2 separate regions of the Homo sapiens genome follow, and region 2 is linked to region 1. Evidence: chromatin loops called from intact Hi-C (ENCODE). Cell type or tissue: PC-9. All regions are shown on one strand. Each heading gives the region's core, and the rest is flanking DNA. Links, peaks and the distances in the headings are about the cores only.

Region 1 (8,264 bases), core at 265-8,264:
AGGCTGTGGATATTTTTAGGAAGGTCATGCATTATGGGATGGGAATTTTTATAAACAAATTGCTACATAAAAACTAATGCACTGTTGCAGCACTTGTGGAGGTTTCCTTTGCTTTGAGACACCACTGTTTATAGGCTGCAGACTGTAAAGGGAAGTACTGGGAAATGGCAAAGGTCACATGGGCCAGTGCCATGTTTTAAGGTCAAAGGCACTGTTATTTTAAGTGACCTATCTCATTATTAAAATCAGTCACTTTCACCATCTTCAAAATATTTTGTTTTTTTAAAAAGACAAGGGCCTTGTGGCTCCAACTATTTTGTTGGATGTACCAACATAAATAAATCAGTTTTAATTGATGCTTCTGCATGATTTCTTTTGTAAAATGAAAGGAGAAAATGAACTGGGCCAGTTAAAATGGTATCTGGGCTTTTTGCCCCCTTAGCAAAATCCTTCTATACAAAGTCAGCGTCATTTATAGAGTGCCAGTCCTAAAACCAGGTGGCAGAGAAATAAGTGATGATTCAAGTTACCTTGCAAGAAGTGCAGAAGAGTGGGTGGGAATGCTAGACAGGTCAGGAGACCCCCGGTACCAAATAAACATTTTGCCCTACTGAGGCCTGCCTAATGGTGATTCCCAGAGGGGTGGAGGAAGACCATTGTGCAGCTGCATCTGTGCAATACTCCATTCCCACAAACTCTATTGGGCGCCCCTGTCGGTCAGCCTCGCAGCCTCGAGCCAGTGGAAGACCTGTTGCAAATCACAGATGGAGAGTTACAGATGGGAGCACGTGGGGAAGAGGGGCTCACCCAATTCCCCACACATTTCCAGGAGTCGCAGTGAGCAGTGCTGGTGTGAAGCCCTCCTACTAATATACATGCCAAGGATGGGGGGCTGGAGGGAAGCGGGGACATCTGCCAACAAAAGAGCAAGATGGCACACTCTATTTCCCATTCTAACACTGATCCTTTCTGGGAGGATGAAAGAATCACAGATAATGTGCTCAGAGAGTGTGTGTGTGTGTGTGTGTGTGTGTGTGTGTGTGTGTGTGTGTGAATGATGACTCCTAAACAAAGGTGTGGGAAGGACCCTCCTCCACCAAACGACTGGTTCACAGGCCCCCTTAACACTCTGACTCATGGTAAGGCTTAGGAATGAGAAATAGAGGCTCATGGCTGCAAGACTGAAATTCTGTTCCCATCTTTCCATATGCTCATTAAAATGAGAAATGCAACTCTTCTTATTCCAGCATGGTAATCAAACGCCCAAGATATGCAGGGCCAGGCTACTGTGCTCAGACAAAAACTCTAATAAGCATTTTGCTGGAAGAACTTGGTGAGGTGTTAACCCTAGGAAAATGTGGGACAAACACTTCCTTATAACAGCAAAAATGTCTTAAGACCTACTCTATTATAACATTTGCAAACACACATTAATTTACATACTAAAATAGTAAATGAAATTTCTTGGAAGTTCAAAAAAAGATCTTTCAAATCTTTTCATCACAATAGAGTGGAAATCCGTCTGTCTTCAGAGTTGTCGAACTTTTCTTTCTGTGCTTTTTATGTTGACATCTAACTTGTCCACTTTGGTTGTCAGCCGGTCAAGAATGTCATCTTGCTCCTCAATTTCTGTCTGCATCCCCAGGGCTATGTCCTTCAGACGACCCAGTCCCATGGACAGCTCATCTGCAGGAGGAGGAAATGACACGCAGGCATGAGCAAACAGTCACGGCACCTGCAAATGCTTCTTGATGGTGTGGGTAAGTGGGAGAGACAGGGATCTGTGTTGCCTGGGGGGACTGCACCCACTGCAGAGATGAGTCTTGACTTAATTGATTCTGTCAGGGTGAAGAGTAAAGCCTTTTCCCAGGTTTGTGACTGTGTGTGTGTGTGTGTATGTGTGTGTGTGTTTGTGCACGCTGGGGGTAGGGAGATATGCCCAGGGCTGCTTTCTGCCTTTTTACTAGGAACAGCAGCCAGGAAAGAGCCAGAGAGGAGAGAGAAGAGGTGGTGCTTTGTAAGCCTTCTTACTTGCAAGATTAAATATAAAACACTAAGAGAAAAAGGATCAGGATACACAAAGGCTTAGCACTGGTACCACAAATCTAAGCAAAATCAGTTTTTTGTTTTTTTTTTTTTTGAGACAGCATTTTGCTCTTTTGTCCAGGCTGGAGTGCAGTGCCATGATCTCGGCTCACTGCAACCTCCGTCTCCTGGGTTCAAGCAATTCTTCTGCCTCAGCCTCCTGAGTAGCTGGGACTACAGGCACACGCCACCACACCCGACTAATTTTTTTTGTATTTTTAGTAGAGATAGGGTTTCACCATATTGGCCAGGCTGGTCTCGAACTCCTTACCTTGTGATCCGCCCGTCTTGGCCTCCCAAAGTGCTAGGATTACAGGCGTGAGCCACCGCGCCCGGCCAAAATCAGTTTTTTTAAAAAGGTAGTTTTGGCCGGGTACAATGGCTCATGCCTGTAATCCCAGCACTTTGAGAGGCTGAGGTGGGTGGATCGTATGAGGTCGGGATTTTGAGGCCAGCTTGGCCAACATGGTGAAACCCCATCTCTACTAAAAAATATAAAAATTAGCCAGATGTGGTGGTGCATGCCTGTATTCCCTGCTACTCGGGAGGCTGAGGCAAGAGAATCACTTGAACCTGAGAGGAGGAGGTTGCAGTAAGCTGAGATCAATGCACTGCACTCCAACCTGGGCGACAGAGCAAGACTCCGTCTCAAAAAATGAAATAAAAAGATAGGCTGAGTGTGGTGGCTCATGCCTGTAATCCCAGCACTTTGGGAGGCCGAGGTGGGTGGATCACTTGAGGTCAGGAGATCGAGACCATCCTGGCTAACATGGTGAAACCCCGTCTCTACTAAAAATACAAAAATTAGCTGGGCATGGTGGTGCACACCTTGTAATCCCAGCTACTCGGGAGGCTGAGGCATGAGAATCACTTGAACCCAGCAGGCAGAGGCTGCAGTGAGCTGAGATTGTGCCACTGCACTCTAGCCTGGGCGACAGAGTAAAACTCTCAGAAAGAAATTAAAAAATATAAAAATAAAAAGATTGTCTTCAAGTCAGGCACAGTGGCTCATGCTTGTAATCCCAGCACTCTGGGAGGCTGAGGTGGGAGGATCACTTGAGCCCAGAAGTTGGAGACTAGCCTGGGCAACAAAGCGAGACTCCATTTCTAAAAAAGAAAAGAAAAGAAAGAGAAAAACAGTATAATTAAAATTAAAAAAAAAAAAAAGATAAGTCTTCAGCTCTTTGCTTCTTAAGCTTACTAAAATTCATGGCCTCGTGCTCCATGGAGAGCAGAGCCTGTGGTTGCCTCAGGCCTCAGGAGGAAGCTCACTGGCAGCCAGGGCAGCAAAGGATAAGCAAACAGAGAGGCTGAGATAAAATGTGTGATAATGTAAAACCACCAGGCCAGGGCGCTGGAGTCCAGAGAGCTTGCCTGAGATCCTGAAATAGCAGGGAGATAGTGTTAAGACGGGAAGAGTGTGAACAAAGGCAACACTCCCTGCCCCACCAGAGTGGACCGGCCTGGCCTGTGTCAGCAGGGCCAGAGGGCTGAGCTCTGAACTAGCCACTCGCCCTTCTGCCCAGGCCCACCTCCTACTCTAGACTGCGTCCTGCCGGTAACTGCCCAGCTGCTCGTCCACAGTGCCAACTGTGCACCCTCAGCACCTCCTAGTGGCGGGCAGTACTCAGCACTTCTTCCTGCCTCTGAATGCAGTATCCTTCCTCAAAGTCCCTTCTCCCACTTCTGCCAGCAGGCACCAACCATACCACTAGCCCTAACCTCTCCCTTTCTCGCAGTGAAGGACAAAGGGCTTTCACGCCTCTCTGGGCTTCTCTGGAGTGGTTAGATCTGGGCAGACACACCTTCTGCCTCAGATAAGTCTTTGGCTCTGGAGGACAGAGTCCAGGGCATAGAAGGAGGTGGCAGCTGTCTGGGGCTTCCCAGACAGCAAGCAGGAGAAAACCCGTGCACAGACACTCCATGTGCATCTTCATGGGTTTCAGTTTTGCCTTCCACTAGATACCTTTACAGCAGGGGAGGATTTTATTATTTGTCCCCTACACTTTGCCAACTCCTAACAGGGGGTGGGAGACTGACAGGGTGACCCAGGTCACCACGGGGGAGATTTCTGCTCAGGGAGTAGCGGTAGGAGGAGGCAGCAAGTCTGAGACACTACTTAGAATAAACTCACAGAACTGCCCACAGGCCAACACCTACTTGAATTTCAAGTAACTGACTTTTCCATTCAAAAAATAATCACTGGCTAGGGCGCAGTGGCTCACACCTATAATCCCAGCACTTTGGGAGGCCGAGACAGGCGGGTCACCTGAGGTCGGGAGTTCGAGACCAGCCTGACCAACAAGGAGAAACCTCATCTCTACTAAAAATACAAAATTAGCTGAGCATGGTGGTGCATGTCTGTAATTCCAGCTACTCGGGAGGCCGAGGCAGGAGAATCGCTTGAACCCAGGAGGCAGCGGTTGCAGTGAGCTGAGATTGCACCATTGCACTGCAGCCTGGGCAACAAAAGCAAAACTCTGTCTCAAAACAAAACAAAACAAAACAAAACATAATCACTAAGTGCTTGCCTGCTGGGCCCCAGATACAAAGTAGTGACAAAATGGAAACACTCCCATGCTGTCCTGGAATCTACAGTCTGATTGGGAAGACAGCAGGCAAACCAGCAGATACACAATCACAAACGGCCAGGGCAGCCCCCTGGAAACACAAGGGTCCTGAGAGACAGGGAGAGGAGGCCATACTAATGCAAGACTGACAGAAAGAGAAGGAGCCAGCCTACAGAGAGTCGGGGGAGCCCATCCAGGCAGATAGGGGCCACGAGGCAGAAAGAACTCACATCAGAAATCCCACACGAGCCTGCAGGTGATGAGGGCAGAAGGGACTAGGGCAGCCAAAGAGAGCCTGGACTGCACTGTGAGTGTGTGGGGTTCCATGAGAGAGTTCTGGAAGAATATACCCTTCACTTCTTCTTTTTTTTTTTTTTTAGGTGGAGTTTCGCTCTTGTTGCCCAGGTTGGAGTGCAATGGTGCGATCTTGGCTCACTGCAACCTCTGCCTCCCGGGTTCAAGTGATTCTCCTGCCTCAGCCACCCGATAGCTGGGATTACAGGCGCCTGCCACCACGCCCGGCTAATTTTTGTATTTTTAGTAGAGACAGGGTTTCACCATGTTGGTCAGGCTGGTCTTGAACTCCTGACCTCGGGTGATCCACCCGCCTTGGCCTCCCAAAGTGCTGGGATTGCAGGCGTGAGCCACTGCGCCCGGCCCCCTGCACACCCTTCCGTTTTGAAACATCATGCTGGAGGCTGTGTGGCCAAAGTGCCAATTGCAACACGAGCACTAACTCTTACCATCCCAGGCACTTTCTGGCTCAGGTAACCTTTCCACTGTTCTCAGAGGTAGCCCATTTCACAAGGAGGAAAACAGGGCTCTGAGTGGCCAGGTGGGAAGGATGAAGTGAGCGGTCACGTCCAGGCTATACTTTATGGCCTCTCAGGGACTCCTGGGTCCCTGGTGCTGTTCATGAAAGTGAGAGGTGGGGAGGGCTCGGCTGGGCTAGAAGTAGGAAATGGTGAGAAGTGGAGAGATTCCAGAGACAGTGAGGTGGCAAGATGGACCCAGCTTGGCGTGGGATGTGATGTGTGGTGAGGGAACTGAAGCTGGAGGATGCTCATGCAGGGGCTATGCTTGGCGTAAGCTGCCTGAAGGACAGTGGCTTACAGAAGCTGGTGTGGTGCTCAGTCTTACCTAGGTTGCTGTCGATCTTCTGGTGATAGGCTCGAAGGTGTGGGTTCTTTGGGTAAGCATCAGTACTCATGGCAGAACCAGCCCCTCTGGGGACAGGGTCTAAGTTTAGAAGGAAACACCAGGAGAGCGGTTAATTGACATTCCTTCAAATGCTGCTTCACACACCCAAAACAATTTCATCTGGAAAATGGGTGGAAGGAACGAAGGGGTTGGTTCTGAGGCTATCCAGAGGGATGAGGGAGGAGCACAGCGCAGGCTCATGGGCCAGAAGAAGAGACGCTTCCACGGGGTAGGAGAGGGTTCTCACTTTCCCTCAGTACTTGGGAGATCAAACACCCTCAAATTAAGGGTCACCTAACTCCTGGTGCACAAGCTCAGGAAAGACAGAGTCACACAAGTGACAATACAGAAGTGGAACTGCAATAATGCAAAACTACACAGTCTGTGGACAAAGTATAAAAATACAAATTGTTACGTTACATAAATGGAATTATGGGTAATTTCGTTTCTTTCTGAAATTTATTTCTACACTATCTTTGCACTTGAAACAAATACGCAAAAAAAAAAAAAAGAAATGTTAAATAATGCACATTTGCCACAAGAAATCTTCCTTGAACTTTTAGTTTCTTCTTTTTTAAAATTATCTTTCTTGGCTTGAATGAACTTCAGTTTCTAAACGCACACGGAAAAGCCCTGTCATCCCGGTTTATCTCTTTCAGGGAAACTTCACTTTCTAGACTTAGCACATTTCCTCCAGCACCAACCAACTGAAACCATTCTGCAAACTGTGTCGATTTTTTCTTCAGTCTTTTAAGTTAATATATACTGCACAAATAAAAACTCTCTTTAATTCCTTAAAATTGTGTCTTGGGTGCAGTGTCCTGTGCCCCTTCTCCAGGGTGTGATGAGGCCGGTTTTCCCAGCCCTTGCCTTTCAATTTACACTCACTTCCTCCACTTGCCTTTCCAGAATGAACTGTGCTGATGATGTTAGTCTCTCCTGCTCCCCGCTCTTCCTCCATCTGGGCTCTCCTCAGCTGCATCAACCACAACCATGGTGGGTTCCAGAGCTTCCATGGTGTATCGTTTTCTTGAAGGCAGCACAGTAAGCCTTTGGTTTCTAGCACCAATTTCAATGTACCTGGCTATTGTGGGGGCCTATGGAGGAGGCCCCAGGAGCCCTAAATTCCTTTCCAGATAAGGGATGTTTCTGGGCCTATCACTTGATAGAAGTGGAATGATTCGATCAACACTGTCTTGCACACCTTGTCCATGTGGCTGCTGCTCCTTCTGCTTGGGCTGGAGGCTGTATTAGTCCCTCACTGATGCTGTGACAAATGACCACAAACTTGTCTTACGGTTCTGGAGGTCAGAAGTCCAACATGGGTCTCACTGGGCTGAGTCGGGGTGTCCTCAGGGTTGCACTCCTTCTGGAGCTCTTGGGAAGAATCTAATTCCTCGCCTTTTGCAGTTTCTACAGTTCACCCGTGTACCTTGGCAGGTGGGCCCCTTTCTCTATCTTCAAGGCCAGCAGCATCTTCAGATCTCTGACTCTGCTGCTCTCTCTCCTGCTTCTCTTTCCACTTAAAAGGGACCTTTGTGATGACACTGGACCCAACTGGACAACCCAGGATAATCTCCCCATCTTGCTGATTAGCAATTGTAACTCCATCTGCAACTGTAATTCCACCTTTGCCATATAACCTAACACACTCACGGGGTCTGGGGATTAGGACGTGGACAGCTTTGAGGGGCCAGTATTCTATTTACCAAGGGGTTTTTCTGCAGTTGGCTTTTTACTGCTGGAACAATTGAGAATGACACAGGCAGGAACCAATGATGGGCACGCTCATTTTCTTTTTTGAGACAGAGTTTCACTCTTGTTGCCCAGGCTATAGTGCAGTGGCGTGATCTCAGCTCACTGCAACCTCCGCCTCCCAGATACAAGTGATTCTCCTGTCCAAGCCTCCCAAGTAGCTTGGATTAGAGGCATGTGCCACCACATTTGGCTAATTTTTTTGTATTTAGTAGAGACAGGGTTTCACCACGTTATTAGTAAGGCTGGTCACAAACTCCTGACCTCAGGTGATTCACCCAGCTTGGCCTCCCAAAGTGCTGGGATTACAGGCGTGTGTTACTGCACCAGGCTGGCCGGGCAGGCTCATTTTCAATGGAATGCAGGCCCTCACTTCCTTGTTCTCCTCTCCATGGAGGGAGGGAGGGAGAGAAGGAGGAGCCCCACCATAATGCACACCCCCAGCTCCGCAAGAGCATGCGGGGTCCCTAAGGCCCTTTGGCTAGCATGGGTGATGCCAGCAGCTGGGGCCCCTGCCCACCTCCCCAGAGAGGTTGCCACTGCCCCCCAAGGACCAACGCCAAACCTAGAGGTCTCCCCCCAGAATTCAAATGTGGCTGTGCACACAGGTATCCACTTACCTGTATCATCCAGCTTTCTAAGGTTTGGGTGGCT
Region 2 (8,407 bases), core at 185-8,184, 220 kb before region 1:
CTGCCATGTGATTTGCAATCCTTTTTAATCTTTCCATTTAAGACCTTTCTTACTCCTATATAAAAACTATAATTGTGGCCAGGCATGGTGGCTCACACCTGTAATCCCAGCACTTTGGGAGGCCGAGGTGGGTGGATCATCTGAGGTCAGGAGTTCGAGACCAGCCTGGGCAACATGGTGAAACCCTGTCTCTACTAAAAATACCAAAATAAGCTGGGTGTGGTGTGTGTGCCTGTAGTCCCAGCTACTCGGGAGGCTGAGGCAGGAGAATCGCTTAAAGCCAGGAGGTGGAGGTTGCAGTGAGTCAAGATCGCGCCCCTGCACTCAGGCCTGGGTGACAGAGCAAGATTCTGTCTCAAAAAAAAAAAAAAAAAAAAATCCTATAATTGCTTTAGTCATGCATATATTGAAACACTGTGTACAATAATTAGGCAATTGAATTTTTGTATTTTTCTAAAATTCAAAAGGAGAAAAGCTAATCTAGTTTGTAATGATATAGATTCACTAAGACACTTGTTTCTGTCTTTAGGATAGAGCATTCATACTAACAGTGTGAGTAGTATGGATAAACCAGCATATATATTTTTTATTATGTTGAATTTCAATATCCAGCCGAATTCTGTCTAGTTGCATTACTTACAACATTGTGTTACAGTTTGAAATCAAGAAGAAACTTGTGAATGACTTTTCTACAATTTCTCTGTAAAACATAGATTTGTCAGATAACATAGTACCTTATGTGGTAATTAAAGAAATTGTTACAATGAGAACACATGGACACAGAGAGGGGAACATCACACACCATGGCATGTCAGGGGGTTGGGGGCAAGGGGAGGGAGAGCATTAGGGCACATACCTAATGCATACCAGGCTTGAAACCTAGATGACGGGTTGATAGATGCAGCAAACCACCATGGCACATGTATACCTATGTAACAAACCTGCACATTCTGCACATGTATCCCAGGACTTAAAGTAAAATTTAAAAAGAAATTGTTACATAAATGTTTTAGTGGCTTTAATTTTTAATTAAATTGTGTTAACTTTTTAGGACACGAAAAATTAAAATATGAAAAGTAAAATTTTACTATATGCACAGAAAAATCTCATTTACTTCTGTGAGGCAGGAAGTCTTATACTCTGAGTGGGGAAATATAAATGGCACCTAATTCCTGCATTTGATTATTACCGTTCTTGGCTGTTGCCACAATAGGTTTATCTTTTTACACATCAAAAAAAGGAAATTATGAGGAATCATATATCTGAAAGGGAGTGTTATCTGACAACAGCAGAAACTAACACTACAGAGGGACAAAACATACAAGACCCAATACCCCCAAAAAAACTGGGCAAAAAAACCTGAATAACAGACATTTCTGAAAAGAAGGTATGATATTGATTAAAAGGTAAAAAAGGTGTTTCTCAACATCACTGGTCATCACAAAACTGTAAATAAAGACCACACTCAGATACTATCTAACGCTAAGTAAAATGAATAATACCAAAACAGAAATAATTTAAAAATAAAAGTTCAGGGTGCTGTTAGATATAGAGATCCTCTTATACACTATTGGGAGAAATTTCAATGATGAAACGCACTGAGAAAACCACTTGGAGCACCCTCAGAAATTAAAAATGCAAGAACTGTTTCATCTAGTAATTCTAACCGTGGTTGTGAGCTTAAAGAAAATGAGATCGGTCTGTTGAAGCAACAGCTGCCTTCTGAGGTTTAGTGACCTACTACTCACTAACAATGAGTAACCAAGGTATGAAATCAACCTACCTGTCCACCAACCAATGAAAGGATGAAGGGACTTCAGCATACAGACATGATGAAATATGCCTCATGCATAAAAATTCATGACAACATGTCATTTGCAAAAACACAGACGAACCTGGAAGACATTACATTAAATGAAATCGACTAGGTAGAGAAAGGCAAACACTATGTGATCTCACTTATATGGAATCCAAAAAACTTTACCTTCAAGCAGAAGGTACAGTAGCGGTTTCCTGAGGAGAGGGGAAGGAGGGGGATAGGAGGGGGATGGGAGGGATCGGTTATGGAAACAAAGTTACAGTGAGTTTGGCGAAACACATTTTGGTTTTCTATGCCACAGCTGGGTAACTCTGGTTAACAAAATATTGTATTTTTCAAAAAACTAGAAGGGAGCAATTTGAATGTACTCACAACAAAGAAATAATACCTCAATGAGGGAATAGTTATGATAAGTACCCTGATTTGATCATTACTCAAAGTATACATGTATCAAAATGTCCCCAAAGAAAAAAACATGTCCCAGCATAACTTCTAATTGTGTATGTTATTATACATGGCAAAAATTTAAGAAATATGAATATAAAATGCTAATATTCACATAGAACCACTAATGGCCCTGAACCTCTAAGGAATCCTGAGAAATACAAACTAAGTTGGGAGACTCACAATTCCTGATAGCAAATTACATTGCAAAGCTGTAGGTAGCCAATATATATGGTCATGTGATGTGCTACTGTGCTCTCCAGCCTGGGTGAGAGAATGAGACTCTGTCTCAAAAAAAAAAAAAGAAAGGGAATCATGTAAGCGATAACTCAATCACTGGTTGTTATCAAACATATACACAGAAAAAAAATACAATGTAGCAAAATACATATCCAAACCAATACAAAGAACTTGAGTAGACATCTCTGCAAAGATGACACAAAATTGACCAACATGTAAGAGAAACGGTCCTCAACGTCTCTCATCAGAAAAAAAATGTACCTCAAAACCACATTCAGATGCCGTTTCACTTTTATTGAAATAAATGTTACTAAAAAGTTTTTTTTTAATTTTTTGAGACAGGGACTCAGACTTTGTCACCCAGGCTGAAGTGCAGTGTCGTGATCCCAGCTCACTGCAGCTTTGACCTCCCTAGCTCAGGTGATCATCCCACTTCAGCCTCTCAAGTATCTGGGACTACAGGTGCACACCACCATGCCTCATCCTCCCAAAGTGCTGGGATTACAGGCATGAGCCACTGTTCCTGGCCACAAAATTTTAAAAAGAATGCTGGTATGGATTTGGAGAAAAGGGAACTCTTATACCCTGTTGATGGGAAGATAAATTAGTACATATTCTATGGTAAAAAGTTGGAAGTTGCCATTTTCAAAAAACTGAAAATACAATTACCAGAAGGTCAATGTGGGCAGATTACTTGAGCTCAGGAGTTCGAGACCAGCCTGGGCAACATGGCAAAACCCTGTCTCTACAAAAAATTTAAAAACTTAGCCAGGCATGGTGGTGTGTGCCTGTGGTCTCAGCTACCATAGACTGAGGTGGGAGGGCTGCTTGGGCTGTGGAGGTAGAGGCCACAGTGAGCTGTGATTGCACCACTGCACTCCAGCCTGGGTGACAGAAGAAACCCCGTCTCAAAGAAAATGACAGAAAATGCAAATACTGTAAGATCTAGCAATCCCACTACTGGGTATAACTCCAGAGCAAATGAAATCGGCACCAGAGATCAGAAAGACACAATGGGGACAGGAGAGTTTCTTCATGAAATCATTTTGAGGAAACTGATATCCATATGCAAAAAAGAAAAGAAAAGAAATAGGACCCTTCTGTTACACGATACACAAAAATCAACTCAAAATGGATTAAAGATTTCAACACAAAACCTGAAACCACAAAACATTATTAAATTCCTGTAAGAAAAGATAGGGGGAGCTTACTTTCAGGACAACTTGAATCCATGCTCATCAGTTGGAAAGAGTTTCAAAAAGAAAAAGAGGAATACATAAGGGGTAAAAACCTCATGGAGAATGGAATGGTTTGTGAATGATTTTTTTAAATTGGGGACCAAAATCACAAGCAAGGAAAGCAAGAACAACCATGTGAGGCTACAAGAAACTGAAAAGCTTCTGTGCCACAACGGAAAAAATGAGCCCGAAGTTTGGACGAAAGTTTTGAGGAATCATATAACTGCTAAGGGGTTCTTACCGAAAATATACAACACATTAACAGTACTAAATAGCAATTTAAAACAACAACAAAAAATAATCCACCCCAAACTGGGCAGAGGCCCAGAACAGACATTTCTGCAAAGAGGACAAAAAACCCACACCGAGGAGTCCCTCGCCCCTGGTCAGGCGGCCACGGTGGGAGGGACACGAGAGGACACGCGCTGCCCAAAAGTGAAGAAGAGTGACCCCTGGGTCCTGATGGCAGGAACGAAGATTTAAAAATGCAGCAAGGCCCAATGCAAATCCTCCCTCTGAGGCTTGGACACGAGGCAGCCAGCCAGAACTGGGCCTGGCCCTGACTCCAACCTGAGCGGGGCTTCCCTCTCTCTCCCTCTACACAGGGGAGGTTCCCTCAGAAAAAGTCTTTTTCTGTTGTTGGTTTGGTTTTTTTTTTTTTTTTCAGAACTAGAAATGTATTTATTTATTTATTTATTTTTAATAAAAACCAAGATTTTTTTATTATTATTATACTTTAAAGTTTTAGGGTACATGTGCACAACATGCAGGTTTGTTACATATGTATACATGTGCCATGTTGGTGTGCTGCACCCATCAACTCGTCATTTAGCATCAGGTATATCTCCTAATGCTATCCCTCCCCCCTCCCCCCCACCCAGAAAAAGTCTTAAACCCCTAAAAATACCACAGTCTGCTACACTTGACACCCTCAAAAGCCTTCAGAGAATGAATACCACTGTAAAATAAATACTAAAACACTACAAGAGAAAGAGGAAAACCAGGGAGAACAGGAGAGGAATGAACAGAACATACCAGAAAACTAAAGCTTCTGTACTCACCATGCAGGAAAAATGCCAGGGAAAAGTGCATGGCAGCTTCCTCCTCAGCACTCAGGGCCCAGACAGGAGCGGTTTTCTCCCCAGGACACAGCTCCAAGTCGTCCAGAAGCCTCCGTGATGCCCCTCCTGGCGGGTCCTGAGGGTATCAGAGCTCCTCTCCTCCTCACGGTGGATGCCGCCACTCACTCCATGCAGCACCTGCGGGGAGAACACTGCAAGAGCACGATGTGGGGCAGAAAAGGTGGTTGGGGCGCCCCCTGATGGTCACGGTGCAGAGTGAAGAATGATCTCATCCCATGGTCAGCATCGGCCCAGGCTGCGGCCCCATCGCCCAGGAACTCCTCCCGCTCCTGCTCGGCGTGGGGTGCCACAGCCACCTCCTACTCTTCTGCTACTGTCAGTGCTGCCTGTCTTCTTGGTGCTCCAACGCTGACAATTTGGGGAGACATAAACACTTAGGCTATAGCAAGGAAAATCCAGAATGGTGGTGGAAGAGAAGGACTTAGCATCAGTCACAGTGTGAGACCAGCAGCAGCAACAGGACCTAGGATTCATTCCAATGAGAATCACCTGGAAATCTCCCCCAGGAAAAGAGATCAAACAGATTCCTGGAGGAAATGCTCTTGGGGTTTCTTTAAAGAAGCTAGTGGGACTAAGTAACACAAGACTGGGGCTTTTGTGGAAAGAGTGATGTCCACTAATAATGTCCTCTTAAGGACTGAACATCTCTTCCCAAATAGCTGAATGTGATCGGCAGTAGGCATCAGCTGAGACCTTTTATGACGGCCCTTGGGTAAGGAATCACTCAAGCTCCCTCACTCTTCCAGGGACACAGTTAGCACGGTGATGAAGCTCCAGCGCTCTCACCACCTCTAGACTCTGAGGGGCCATCCCAGCTCCAGAGCTCCCCACAGAAGTGGCTCTGTTTGTTGTAGGTGCATCACACCGAGGCTGGTTCTTTAAATTAACCCTGGGAGTGTGATGAAACCAGCAGTAAGTAGAAAGGACAGAAACAGGGAGTTGCTGCTACAAGACCCGAAAGTGCAGGAGGATGAGGGTGCACTCCTTCACCCCCACAGACACACACTAGAGGACCTCAGTCCCCAGCTTCAAGTGTCTGTGAGTGCCTAGGAGAGAGTCATGCCCACAGACATCCTGCATTGTAGGTCAACATCAAGCCCACCCAATAGCTCTGGTGCTCAATTCTCAAGAGATAACAAACAGCCAAACAAAACTTAAGGCTTTGATGTTTGGTGGTGACAGAGGCAGGAAAGAGCAGGTCACATGGAAAAGATAATCTTTGAGTAGTAAAGCAAGGAAAGATGAGCACACACATGACACTTAAAGGCCATAGATGATGGCTCTTTTAATTATGTCACTTTTTTTTTTTTTTTTTTGAGACAGAGTCTCACTCTGTCGCCCAGTCTGGAGTGTAGTGGCATGATCTCAGCACCGCAACCTCCGCCCTCCCAGGTTCAAGTGATTCTGGTGCCTCAGCCTCCCAAGTAGCTGGGATTACAGGCGCCCACCACTACGCCTGGCTAAGTTTTGTATTTTTAGTAGAGATGGGGTTTCACCATGTTGGCCAGGCTGAGCTCAAATTCTTGACCTCAAGTGATTCACCTGCCTTGGCCTCCCAAAGTGCTGGGATTACAGGCATGAGTCACCACGCCCAGCCAAGATACCCGATGTAAATCAAAATTAAAAGAATGCAAAACCATAAAGCACAAAATATATGCACATGTTGAGGTTAAAGGAACTCTCTTCTAGATTTCCTGATTCTGGTTGCTGAAGTGCAACCTTTCTCATCCCTTTCCTGTCCTGACTTTTCTGGGGCTCTAAGCCCATCCTTATCTGGCCCCCTGGGGGAGCTAGGTCTGCATATGGGATCTTGAGTAAAGAAGGAAATGAGAAAAAGCCTCAGGCAAAGGAAGAGCATGGACATGCAAAGGCCCTGGGGAGAAATAAGTATGACAGAGAAAGGGACTGGAAGAAGAGTCTTGAACATCTGCAAAGTGCAGACACACATTGGGCTAGAAACTGTGCTTTTACTGAGCAATTTCACCTAATTTTCACAAAACCCAATAACATGACTACAGATATGTTTTTTTCTTGAAACAGGATCTCACTCTGTCACCCAGGCTGGAGTACAGTGGTGTGATCACAGCTCACTGCAGCCTCAACTTCCCTAGGCCCAGATGATCCTCCCGCCTCAGCCCCCTGAGTAGCTGGAACTACAGTCGTGCACCACCATGCCTGGCTAATTTTTTTTTTTTTTTGTAGGGATGGGTTTTTGCCATGCGACTACAACTATTAATCCACTTCTATGGATGAGCAAACTAACATGTCGAAAGGTGAGATGCCTTGCTGTGGTCAGCTTAGGCTACACTATGCTATGATAACAGATGACCTCAAAAGTCCATGTCTTAGAGTAACAACCATTCCTTCCTCTGGAATGTGACACACACTTGCAGCTCAGCTCTGGCTCTGACCCTCATCACTTCATTCCAGGATTAAGGCTAAAGAAGCAACCCCCTTGTGGAAACCTGATGGTCTTGGGGCAGCAGTAAAAAGGGAAGGTGAGGCACAACCCTTGGAGAATAATAAATAAAGACTATCCATAGTATCACAAAAAGGGAGACCAAAGGGTGACCACAGAAGGGCCCTTAATGGGTCTGCCCAGAATTAGCACATACCACCTCCACTCATATCCCATTGGCTGAAAGTCACCCAGCCAACCTGACACCAGTGGGTAAAGATACGAAATCTCTTATAGACATGACCACATAGGGAAGGGCCCTCATAAGGTCATATATAACATCTCAAAAATAGCCAGACAGGAATTCAAATCAAAGTAGTTTTTCTCCCCCACACATACATCGTGAGCTCCATTCCAGCCCCTGGGCTATGCACTTTAGAGGACTCTGTTTGCTCAATAACAGCAAAACTCAGTCCTTCCAAATTAACCCCTGAAGGAAGGAAGGAAGCTCGAGCAAAGGAGAGGCAGCTGGACTACAAAGATATGATGCCCTTCCAAGATGCACTGTCCCCTTAAAATCTTATGCATCCTTCAAAACCCACCTCAAAAGGATGCTGTCTTTCCCCAGCTGAGCAGACCTCTCACTCCTATATGCCCACAAGTGGGCACCATACGTTCCTCTCTCAAAGTTCCTGTCCCCGACCACTGCACAATAACCTGTATACAGGTCTGTTTCTCCTACCAGACTGTGAATATCATGGAGACATAAGAATGGTGTCTCATTCAGCTCTAAACACAGTGCATAGCTTACTTGAGACATGCAGTAAAAGTCTGATGAATGAATAGGTTGGTCAGTGGATATATATGGGTGGTTGGTGGTGGAGAGGGTAGAAATCAAGTTTGGAATTAAATAAGAATTCTAGCTTTGCCACTCCCTGGCTGTGTGACTCTGGATTATTTACTTAACCTCTCTGGGCCTTTATAAAATAGGAATATAAGTATGTCTCTCACTGGGTTGTTAGGTTAGCAGAATGCCTGCCACACAGTAGGCACTCAGGAAATGGAAGAATGGATGGATGGATAGATGGATGGATGCATGGATGGATGCATGGAAGGATGCATAGAT

The links. Hi-C counts contacts between places; a loop is a spot of excess contacts. Peaks named below come from ENCODE experiments on the same cell type or tissue, not always from the same donor. Only the 100,000 strongest peaks of a DNase experiment are listed, where the experiment ranks them.
Region 2: it touches region 1 in a loop (7-fold over the local background); 4 of 110 quality-filtered maps call a loop at or near these places.

Annotation. Positions count from the first base shown.
Region 1 is chr22:20,881,101-20,889,364 of GRCh38, reverse strand. SNAP29 (synaptosome associated protein 29) reads right to left here. Exons shown (of 5, transcript NM_004782.4): 3 at 8,231-8,264; 4 at 5,796-5,894; 5 at 1-1,686. The coding sequence ends at 1,529. Among named protein-coding and RNA genes, the nearest start is that of SNAP29, 26 kb to the right of the region's middle. RefSeq lists an enhancer at 3,094-3,594. In PC-9, for the core only: CTCF peaks have their summits at 3,447 and 3,649 (motif pointing left); DNase peaks (open chromatin) are centred at 3,484, 5,424 and 7,924; H3K27ac peaks cover 1,928 bases.
Region 2 is chr22:21,099,622-21,108,028 of GRCh38, reverse strand. It overlaps the pseudogene BCRP2. Among named protein-coding and RNA genes, the nearest start is that of LRRC74B, 58 kb to the right of the region's middle. RefSeq lists enhancers at 5,148-5,197, 4,646-5,617. In PC-9, for the core only: CTCF peaks have their summits at 4,853 and 5,056 (motif pointing left); a DNase peak (open chromatin) is centred at 6,468; H3K4me3 peaks cover 448 bases; H3K27ac peaks cover 1,093 bases.